Linked DNA regions of Homo sapiens: regions 1 and 3 are each linked to region 2. A link is a contact called in ENCODE Hi-C or POLR2A ChIA-PET data. All regions are on one chromosome and are shown on one strand. The core of a region is the stretch at or near the end of the contact, and the rest is flanking DNA. Distances in the headings are between cores, read along the strand shown.

Region 1 (3,377 bases), core at 450-2,949, 79 kb after region 2:
CAAACAATTGGCAGACTGAATTTGGCCTTGCCCTCAGGTCACAGTTTGAAGACCTCTGATATAGGATACTTCTTTGAATTACTGAAAGTGAGCATGTGCACAGGCACATGTGTGCACGCACACACACACCATTAACCTCTTTCATGAAAATCAAGTTATTGGGCTAAATGCCCCACTTAAAAGGCACAGAGTGGCAAGCTGGATAAAAAAGCAAGACCCAATGGTATGCTGTCTTTAAGAGAGCCATCTCACACATAATGACACTCATAGGCTTAAAATAAAAGGATGGAGGAAAATCTACCAAGCAAATGGAAAACAGAAAAAGAAGCATGGATTGCAACCCTAATTTCAGACAAAACATATTTCAAACCAAGAAAGGGGAGAAAAAGACAAAGAAGGGCATTACATAATGGTAAAGGCTTCAATTCAACAAGAAGGTCTAACTATCCTAAATATATCTGCACCCAACACAGGAGCACCCAGATTCATAAAGCAAGTTCTTAGAGACCTACAAAGAGAAAACCGTTCAAAAGATCAATGAATCTAGGAGGTGGTTTTTTGGAAAAATTAATAAAGTAGGCCACTAGCTAGGCTAATAAAGAATAGAGAGAAGATCAAATAAACACAATTAGAAATGCTGAACAAAATGTTACTATTGATCTGACAGAAATACAAACAACAAAATATTACTATTGACCTGACAGAAATACAAACAACAAACAAATTTGTCTTCCATTCAAAGATATCCTTATTGCAGATGTTTTACAATAAAGGCCATTCCCTGGTGGCACTTTGTTTGCTTGGCTCATAGGATATTTAAGTTTGAATTGCTGTCGTTGTTTTAAAATCATGAGGTTTTACATGTAAATCCAGATTTGTACCAGTACCATGCTGTTTTAGTTACTATAGCCTTGTAGTATATTTTGAAGTCTAGTAATGTGATGCCTCCAGCTTTATTCTTTTTGCTTAGGATTGCCTTGGCTATTAGGGCTCTTTTTAGTTCTGTATAAATTTTAAAATAGTTGTTTCTAGTTCTGTGAAGAATGTTATTGGCAGTTTGATAGGAATAGCATTGAATATGTAAATTGCTTTGGGCAGTATGGCCATTTTAATGATATCGATTCTTCCTATTCATAAGCATGAGATTTTTTCTATTTGTGTCTTCTCTGATTTCTTTGATTAGTGTTTTGTAATTCTCATTGTAGAGATCTTTCACCTACCTGGTCAGCCGTTTTCCTAGGTATTTTATTCTTTTTGTGGCAATTGTGACTTGGATTGCCTTTCCGATTTGGTTCTTGGTTTGGCTGTTGCTAGTGTATAGGAATACCAGTGATTTTTGGGCATTGATTTTGTATCCTGCAACTTTGCTGAAGTTGTTTATCAGGTGGAGGAGCAAATTCGTGCATATTGGAACCATGCAAAGTGAGGAGTACCTGTAATGTCTTCTGCGTGATAAGACAAATTATGAAAATTTCATGACAGCTAAGATTGAGAATGGACTATAAAGGTCACTCAAGCCAAGTGGACTCCAAAGGAAGGATCTCCTCCTATAGTACCTTGTTTTGTGACCATTTGCAGAGCTCTTGAGAAAAAACCATTATCAAATGCTTTCCTAACTCAGTGCACAGATTCTTAGCAAAGACCTGTTAATACAACACTCTGACCACCAGGTGGAGTGTCAGGCTCCCTGTCTTGCCCCCTAGGGCTTTGGTGTCAAGAGTCAAAGCTTTTAAAATATCACAGTGGATGCAAAATGAATTGAAACTCTGAGTCCACGTGGTGAACTCTCTCTGTGGAGCTCTCTTATCTCAGAAATCAGGTACAAGAAGAGGGATGTGGGGCTGCTTCCTGCCTGGATGGGGTTAGCTTCCCTCGGAAGGTCTGGAGTAAGCAGGTTGGACCAACTCACCTAACTCTTCCCTTGACCAGCTGTCTCTAGGAGGCTATTCTTTTTTTTCCTTTGAGGGTTTCATTAAAACCCTTTAAGCTGAGGTTTGGATATGGGTCTGGGAGATACAGAGGCCACTTAGCCAGTTTTGGTGGCCACCTAATCTAAGCAGAGGACTTCTCAGGGCTCCAAGAGGCCCAGCACACTGGGGGCCCACAGTGAGGTTTGGTTGTGAATTCCATAAACCTAAACCCATAGGTGGGATTTCATGGATGGCGTTCAGCCACTGTGCATAGATGTCCCTTGGTTACCTAGCAGGGGGACATAATCATAGCAGTTAGCTGGTTGAGGTTTCCAGAATTCTGAATCCTATCTGTCTTGTGGGAAATTACCTTGTTGCAATGTACCTCCTAGTATACCACCAGACAAGCTACCCAAGAAGTCGCACAACAGAATGGCTCACAGACTAAATTAAAATTGTCAAATTATATAGGTTATTAAAACAATTTAAAATACATAGCAAGAAGAGATCTGGTAAGGTAATGTAAGATAGAAAGCAAGTAGGGTGAAAGAATAATATTATCTGAATCCTACAGTGTACAAAGTTTTTACGTCCTCTCTCTCAGCTGCATCAGCCTTCAACACTGAAGCTGTGATTATAAAGACCAGACCTACCTGAGGTTTGAGCAAGAGCTCTACAAGCAGAAGGTTCCCAGGGCTAATGACGCATGCTTGTTAGAAAGACACAGGAACAGGGCCATGTATGCCTGGCTGCAATTGTAGCTCATTGATTAGACTATTGAACAGCCATGGGTTTTATTTGTGCCTTGGACAGAGAACATGTGGGTCATGATAGGTACCACCAATGGCTGGCCAAATTAAAGTGTTATGAACATTGAGTGCGCATGCATATTTTACGTATCCTGAGCATTTTGATTTTATTGTGTATTTAGAGCTTCATATGTCTGATGTACATTTAGTGCCCAAGTGCCTCGTGTATATTTATGATCTCATAAAATACTAGGATTCTCCTGGCCCATCCATTCTTTTCTATCTATATTTAACATACACGTGCTCTACTAAGTACTTTACTTAACACCTCTTATGAGCTTATGACATATCCCATTTCTTTTTTCCTTCTACAGCATAGCTGAATGTTCTCAAACAATGCAACAAATGCACGCTATGAGTCACCCTTTGAGTATTCAGTCCTCTCATTCTAATACATTATACAGATAAGTTTAAACTATAAACCATCATGGTCATAGTAGACAATATTGAAACAGCGGCTTTTAAACTATTCACTCGTATCAACATAAGTCCAATCAGTCCACTTTTTTCAGAAGCCCCAGGGTACGACTCACGATTGTGGCTTCTTGAGACCATGAGGCCATATGAAGCTCTGAGCATCCAGGTATCACATCTTTGTCATCAGCTCTAATTGTCTGCAATGTTGGAGTTCCTCTTTTGGTATTGACTTCTTATTTGC
Region 2 (3,295 bases), core at 386-2,885:
ATTTAGAATATAACATAAACTTAGTTAATAAAACAGTGGCAGGATTCGAGAGGATTGACTCCAATTTTGAAAGAAATTCTACTGTGATTAAAAGGCTATCAAAGAGTATCACATGCTACAGAGAAATCCTCTGTGAAAAGAAGAGTCAATTGATGTGGCAAACTTCATTGCTGTCTTATTTTAAGAAATTGCACCAGCCACCCTAGCCTTCAGCAACTACCACCATCAAGGCAAGGCCCTCAACGAGCAAGATTACAACTCGCTGAAGGCTCAGATGATCATTAGCATGTTTTTTAGCAATGAACCATTTTTTAAATTAACATATATAATTGGTTTTTAGACATAATGCTCTTGCACATATAATGGACTATAGTATAGTATAAACATAACTTTTATATGCACTGGGAAACCAAAAAATTTGTGTGACTCATTTTATTATTTGTTTTCTCGCGGGGGTCGGGAATCAAACCCACAATAACTCTGAGGTATGCCTGTAAATAATATATAATGTATATATGCATGTGTGGGTGTAAGTGTGCATGCATGTGCATGTGTGTGTGTGTGTGTAACTCCAAGGACAAAGATGTGAAGCACTTACACCAATCTATTAACAGGGAGAAGAAAGACAGGAAGGTAATGGAATCTTCTACCTCTTACTCTATATGCTTCTGTACCATTTAAATGTATTACTATAAAGCATTTTTATATTTGTTGTGGAATTAGAAAAACAAAAACATTAGTATATATAACATTGTAAACCCTTAACTCTACCGCTGTAACTCAGTTATAATATTTTTAGTATTCTTTTCTAGCTTTATTAAATATTTCTATTTTTAGTTAGATATTTTATATCTTCTTAGACATCATGTTTTCATATTACTACATGTTAAAATAATTATAATATTCCATATTCTGAATGAGCCATAGCTTCAACTTTTCTTCAATTGTTGACTATTAAACAATCTTATGAAGATACCATCCATATTACATTTTTCATGTTTTAAATTCTTTTCTTGCAAGAAAATTCTTGAAATTGGATTATGGAATCAAAGGATATGAACAATTGTTCTGATGCATCTCAGTCTTCCAGTGAATGTGCAGGCCCATGTAACATGGACAGTCTTCTGTGTTCTACCTAAACATATATTTCCCACGGTGCTCCACAATGTTAATTCTGCAGAAACTACCACTCTGCTGTTTGCAAATGTTACTCGTGCACTCTTTCTTTTCCAAAAATGCCTTCAACACCTTTAAGGGGATAATGTTTTCTGAGAAACAACGAAAACCTTATTCAGTGCCTCCATATATTCTAAAGCATTAACCAAACGTAAGAAAAAAGATATCAGAACTTTGCCTTCTTGTCATGGCCATGTTATTATTTTAACAGCTAAAAATCAAGGTTAGTTGAACCAAAAAAATAGTTAAACTAGAATTGTAAGAATAAGTATTTTCCCTGTGGACTCAATTTTAATTTGAATGGAGAAAATGCTACCTTGAACAGTTGCAAGTAGGTACATTAGGAAACTGCAATGAGCCTATGTTGTCGACAGGTGGCGGAAGAGGACCACATCAAAACCCTGCGGCCGGCACACTAGTTCCTTTTTGCCCCTTTGAAAGCTGTAGCTGTGGACTCCATGAGGACTTCAAAGTAATTAAAGCGGCTGCCTTTCACCTTTTCAAGAGTTTGTTTCATCTGATGTATCTAGGAAGAGAGGGGCTTCCTTTGGGGTCCCAGTGGTCCCTTGGAAGCTCTCCCTTGAGTCTTCACACAGATACCCCCTCCACCCTGTAGCGTCCTGTTCACCCCACTGCCTTGCAGGCTGATGTGCGGCACGCTTCACCGAAGCTTTTGGGTATTTAAGGACACTACAGAGCAGAAGGTTAAAAATTAAAGTTTTATGCTAAGTATGACTTCCTCTTATTTTGGTGAAAAACTAACCTTCCTTCCTTCCTTCCTTCCTCCCTCCCTCCCTCCCTCCCTTCCTTCCTTCCTTCCTCCCTCCCTCCCTCCCTCCCTTCCTACCTTCCTCCCTCCCTTCCCTTCCTTCCCTTCCTTCCTGAATGAGATGGAAGATCTCACTATGTCTCCCAGGCTGGCATCAAACTCCTGGGCTCTATCAGTGTTCCCACCTCACCCTCCCTAGTAGCTGGGACTACAAGCATGCCCCACCACACCCATCTCTAAGGCTCCCTTCACAGGAGGGTGCTTTGGGATGCACACAACTCCTAATCATTATTTCCTGCTCTCAAATCCAGGCCTCTTTATAGGGAGAGGGAAAAAAATGTATCTCTCCTTCCTATCTCACCCAGGCATTCTTCACCCAAGATTTAGGAGACCTCTTCCACTCAAAGGAACTCATCCTAGGACCTCATAGGAACTCATCCTAGGACCATGCCTGTTCCTAGGCAGTGCATTTCCAAATGAAATATTCACACTAATAATTCCTCAATGGCTTCATAGATGCAATCAGCCACCACCTGTATCACTGCAAGACCCCGGGGTCCATGGCTGAGAGGGAGGGAGCCCTGCTGGCTTTGGACTTCAAGGCCTCCTGGCATCCAGGGCAGGCAGGTACACTCTTAGTATGGCTGTCTTAGAGATCTTCCCATGGCTAAACATGCAGGTGAAGGTGGACTCAAACCCACAGACCTTTGAGCAATAAATGTTTATTTTCCCAGAAAGTTGTCTCCATTTTTAGGAAGGAAGGGATATTTTCCTAACTTGCCAAGCAGAGGAGTTCAAACGTCACTTTATTAGGCAAAGCAATGTTATTTCTTGTGTTTTGAAGTCACTTCTCCCCAACCACCCCCCGAGCCGTTTTTTTTTTTTTTTTTTTTCAAATTATGCATCTTTAGGCCAACCAGGAATAGGAAAGGGGCCTATGTCTAAGACATTCATTTCTTAATGAACATTCCCTTCAGTACACAAAAGCTAGACTCCCTTAACTTTGAAATGCCATGTTGTAGGGGGTAGGTTCTTAGGGTCCTCCTCAGCCTCAGCCTGTGGGCAGGTGGGAGTTGGGTAGTTTTGTTCTTTCACTTACATAACTAAAAAACCAAGATGGGAGGACTGGACGCTCTGTGTAACCACAGATATCACGCCATTGAAGGGTGCAGTCCGAATGAGAGAGTCTCATGTGTTAATAATTATCTGCTACTCACAAAATGGTAGCCCTGCCCAGTAATCCAGCTAAGGAGCTAAAAAGAGAATTTTTCATTTTTGAGGCATGGACCTACCCCATCTGGACCTGTGGAGAGCCTGTTTCCATTAAAACAGCATTTACCAACCTGGTCA
Region 3 (3,447 bases), core at 869-3,368, 96 kb after region 2:
GCAGTGCAGATGAAAAACTGGGAACCATTTGTGTTGGGTCCAGCATTTGCCATGGACAAGATTTCAGGACCTGTATGCTTTAGGATGAAGTTCTCATCTTCAAATTTCTCCCAGTGGTGACTTGCCACCAGTGCCATTATGGCGTGTGAAGTCACCACCCTGACACATAAACCCTGGAATAATTCTGTGAAAGCAGGAACCCTTATAACCAAATCCTTTCTCTCCAGTGCTCAGAGCACGAAAATTTTCTGCTGTCTTTGGGACCTTGTCTGCAAACAGCTCCAATCTGTTAACATAGCTTTATGGATTAGATGAGCAGTCACTTCTTGGTTTCCAGGCCCCTTACCTCAAAGGAGATGCGGCCCAAGGGCTCACCGTCGACGGCAATGTCGAAGAACATGGTGGGGTTGACCATGGCTAATAGCACACGGTTTTCCTCGGCGGCGGCGTCTGCAAAGCCTTTTCTCGTTTCTTAATATCATATTTTCTAGAATAATTTAGTCATTTTTAAAAACACAATTTAAGTGGTTGCACAATATTTCAAGGCATATATACGTTCTAATATATGTAACTATTTCCTTATTGTCATACATTTGGCTGTCGGCAATTTTTGTCATTATAAATAATGCCATAGTGAGTATGTTTGCACATATTCTTTTTCCTTGTTATTTTCTAGATATAAAATTATTCCACCAAAAGGATGAATTTTAAAAATTATCTTAACATGTTACTAATATGACATCCAAAAAGGCTGAACCAGTTAACCTTTCCGCTAGCATTTCTTTAGGTGTTAATAAATTTGACACTTTTCTCTTTTCAAAAATTTTTAACTCTGGCAAAATACACATAAAATTTAGCATGTTGATCATCATTAAGTGTATATAGTTCAATAGTGCTAAAGTATATTCACGTTGTTATACAACCAACCAATCTCTAGAAGTTTGTTTTTTCCCAGCTTTACTGAGGTATGATTGATAAATAAAAATTATATATATTTATATATTTAGGGTGTACAAAGTGATGTTTCAATATACGGACACATTGTGAAATGATTAGTACAATCAAGTTAATTTACATATCTATCACCTCACATAGTTACTTTTTTTGTATGCTGAGAACAATTGAGATTTACTCTCTTATCAAATTTCAAGTATACTATGCATTATTATTACCATTATTTTATAGATGGAGTCTCACTATATTGCCCAGGCTGGGCTTAAACTCCTGGGTTGAAGCAATCCTCCTGCCTCAGACTCCCGAGTAGCTGGGACTACAGGTGTGCACCACTGGGCCTGGCTAACAATACATTATTATTAACTGTAGTCACAATGCTGAACATTAGGTCTGATAACTGAATATTTGTACCCTTTAATCAATGTCTCCCCTTTTCACCATCCCATGCTTTTCTGAATTTTCTGTTCATCTGTACTTCTCTTGCATATTGTGTCGTTTGCCTAGTTTTTTACCGTGCTGTACATCTTTTTCTTATTTCTTTATATTTGTTTATTTGATTTGGAAGAGTTCCTTATTAAAGTATATTTCCCATTCTCTGTTATACATGCTGTAAATATCTCTACATTCTTTGTGTTTAAACTTCTACAATTAAAAGTTAGTAGTTTGGTGAAATTTACAAATGAAGATAAGTAGAGATTCATTATTTATTTTAGCTGTATTGAGATTTAATTCACATACCGTACAGTTCACCAATTTAAAGTGTATAATTCAATGGCTTTTAGTATATTCACAGAGCTGTACTACTATCACCATGATCAATTTTAGAATATTTTTATTACCATTAAAAGAAACCCCATACCCATTAGCAGTCACTTCCCACTTCTCCTTTCACCCCAGCTCCTGGCAACCACCAGTCTACTTTCTGTCTCTGAAGATTAGCTTATTCTTTACATTTTATTTCCATAAACTCATACAATATGTAGTTTTTTGTGACTGGCTTCTTTCACTTAGCATAATATTTTAATGGTTCATCTATGCTGTAGCGTGTATCAATACCTCTTACTTTTTGTTGCCAAGTAATCTTGCACTGTATGACTATACCACACTTTATCTATTCATCAGTTGATGAACAGTTGTTTCCATTTTTGGCTATGATGAATAATGCTGCCACAAACATTTGCATACATGTTTTTGTGTGGACAAATATCTTCATTTCTCTTGGGTATATAACTGGGAATGGAATTGCTGAGTGCTATGGTACCTTTTGAGGAACTGCGAAGCTCCTTTCCAAAGCTACTGCACCATTTTACATTCCCACCAGCAATGTATAGGGGCTCCAGTTTCTCCACATCTTCCTCAACGCTTGTGATTATCAGTGTGTTGTAGCCATCCTGCTGGGTGTGAAATACTCTCTTGTGGTTTTGATTTCCATTTTCCCTGATGACTAATGATGTTGAACATATTTTATAATTTCAATTGGGTTTTTTTGTTTGTTTGTTTTTTGGTTTTGAGACAGGATGCTGCTCTGTCACCCAGGGCTGGAGTGCAGAGGCACGATCACGGCTCACTGCAGCCTGGAACTCCTGGGCTCAAGTGATCCTCAATAACTAGGACCACAGGTGCTCACCACCGCATCCAGCTAATCTTATTTTTTTCCTTGCAGAGAGGAGGTCTCACTATGTTACCCAGGCTGGTCTCTAACTCCTGGGCTCAAACAGTCCTCCCACCTCTGCCTCCCAAAGTGCTGGGATTACAGGCATGAGCCACCACCCAACACAACTTATTAGACTCAACGAGCACATGTGCAGGATTGTTACATGAGTATATTGTGTAATGCTGAGTTTTGGGGTACAATTGACCCAGGTCACCCAGGTAGTGAACATAGTACCCAGTAGTTACTTTTTCAACCCTTATCCCTCTCCTTCTCTCCGTCCTCTAGTCATCCCAAGTGTCTATCATTCCCATCTTTATGTCCATGTGTCCCCAAGATTTAGCTCCCACTTATAAGTAAGAATATGTGGTATTTGGTTTTCTGTTCCTACATTAATTCACTTAGGATAATGACCTCCAGCTGCATCCATGTTGCTGCTAAGGACATGATTTAATTCTTTTTTTGTGGCTGCATTGTATTCCATGGTGTATATATACCATATTTTCTTTATTCAGTCCACCATTGATGGGCACCTAGATTGATTCCATGTCTTTGCTATTGTGAATGGTGCTGTGATGAACATGTGAGTGCATATGTCTTTTTGGTAGAAGGATGACTTTTTTTTTTTTTTTTGAGATGCAGTCTCACTCTGTCACTAGGCTAGAGTGCAGTGGTGTGATCTCAGCTCCCTGCAATCTCTGCCTTCCAGGTTCAAGCTATTCTCCTGCCTCAGCCTCCCAAGTAGCAGACGCACGCCACCACACCCATCTAATTTTTTTTTGTATTTTTAGTAGAAACGGGGGTTTCACCATGTTGGCCAGGATGGTCTTGATCTCCTGACC

Evidence for each region. A loop is a pair of places that touch in the nucleus more often than their neighbours do. ChIA-PET counts read pairs that join two places held with the same protein, here RNA polymerase II (POLR2A). Pooled maps may share reads with other maps.
Region 1: a map of CD8-positive, alpha-beta T cell shows a loop between it and region 2 (9-fold over the local background). The contact joins two enhancer-like sites. A Hi-C loop is called at or near these places in 20 of 168 maps with a recorded cell type or tissue (B cell, CD4-positive, alpha-beta memory T cell, CD8-positive, alpha-beta T cell and 15 more), 16 of 37 single-sample maps with no recorded cell type and 26 of 50 pooled maps. POLR2A ChIA-PET finds 5 or more read pairs at or near these places in 3 of 52 experiments (GM12878, OCI-LY7 and activated naive CD4-positive, alpha-beta T cell).
Region 3: a pooled map shows a loop between it and region 2 (3-fold over the local background). The contact joins two enhancer-like sites. A Hi-C loop is called at or near these places in 1 of 168 maps with a recorded cell type or tissue (K562) and 4 of 50 pooled maps. POLR2A ChIA-PET finds 5 or more read pairs at or near these places in 3 of 52 experiments (B cell, GM12878 and activated naive CD4-positive, alpha-beta T cell).

The regions. Positions count from the first base shown.
Region 1 is chr6:24,990,358-24,993,734 of GRCh38, reverse strand. It overlaps a transcript of RIPOR2 not described here. Among named protein-coding and RNA genes, the nearest start is that of RIPOR2, 56 kb to the right of the region's middle. Within about 2 kb of position 1,699, at least 3 of the 41 ENCODE cell types and tissues checked have a DNase peak (open chromatin) inside an H3K27ac peak, as active enhancers do; they include B cell and CD8-positive, alpha-beta T cell, where a contact is called at or near this core.
Region 2 is chr6:25,069,216-25,072,510 of GRCh38, reverse strand. No RefSeq gene overlaps it. Among named protein-coding and RNA genes, the nearest start is that of RIPOR2, 130 kb to the right of the region's middle. Within about 2 kb of position 1,635, at least 6 of the 41 ENCODE cell types and tissues checked have a DNase peak (open chromatin) inside an H3K27ac peak, as active enhancers do; they include B cell and CD8-positive, alpha-beta T cell, where a contact is called at or near this core.
Region 3 is chr6:24,973,387-24,976,833 of GRCh38, reverse strand. It overlaps a transcript of RIPOR2 not described here and the pseudogene PPIAP29. Among named protein-coding and RNA genes, the nearest start is that of RIPOR2, 39 kb to the right of the region's middle. Within about 2 kb of position 2,118, at least 4 of the 41 ENCODE cell types and tissues checked have a DNase peak (open chromatin) inside an H3K27ac peak, as active enhancers do; they include B cell, where a contact is called at or near this core.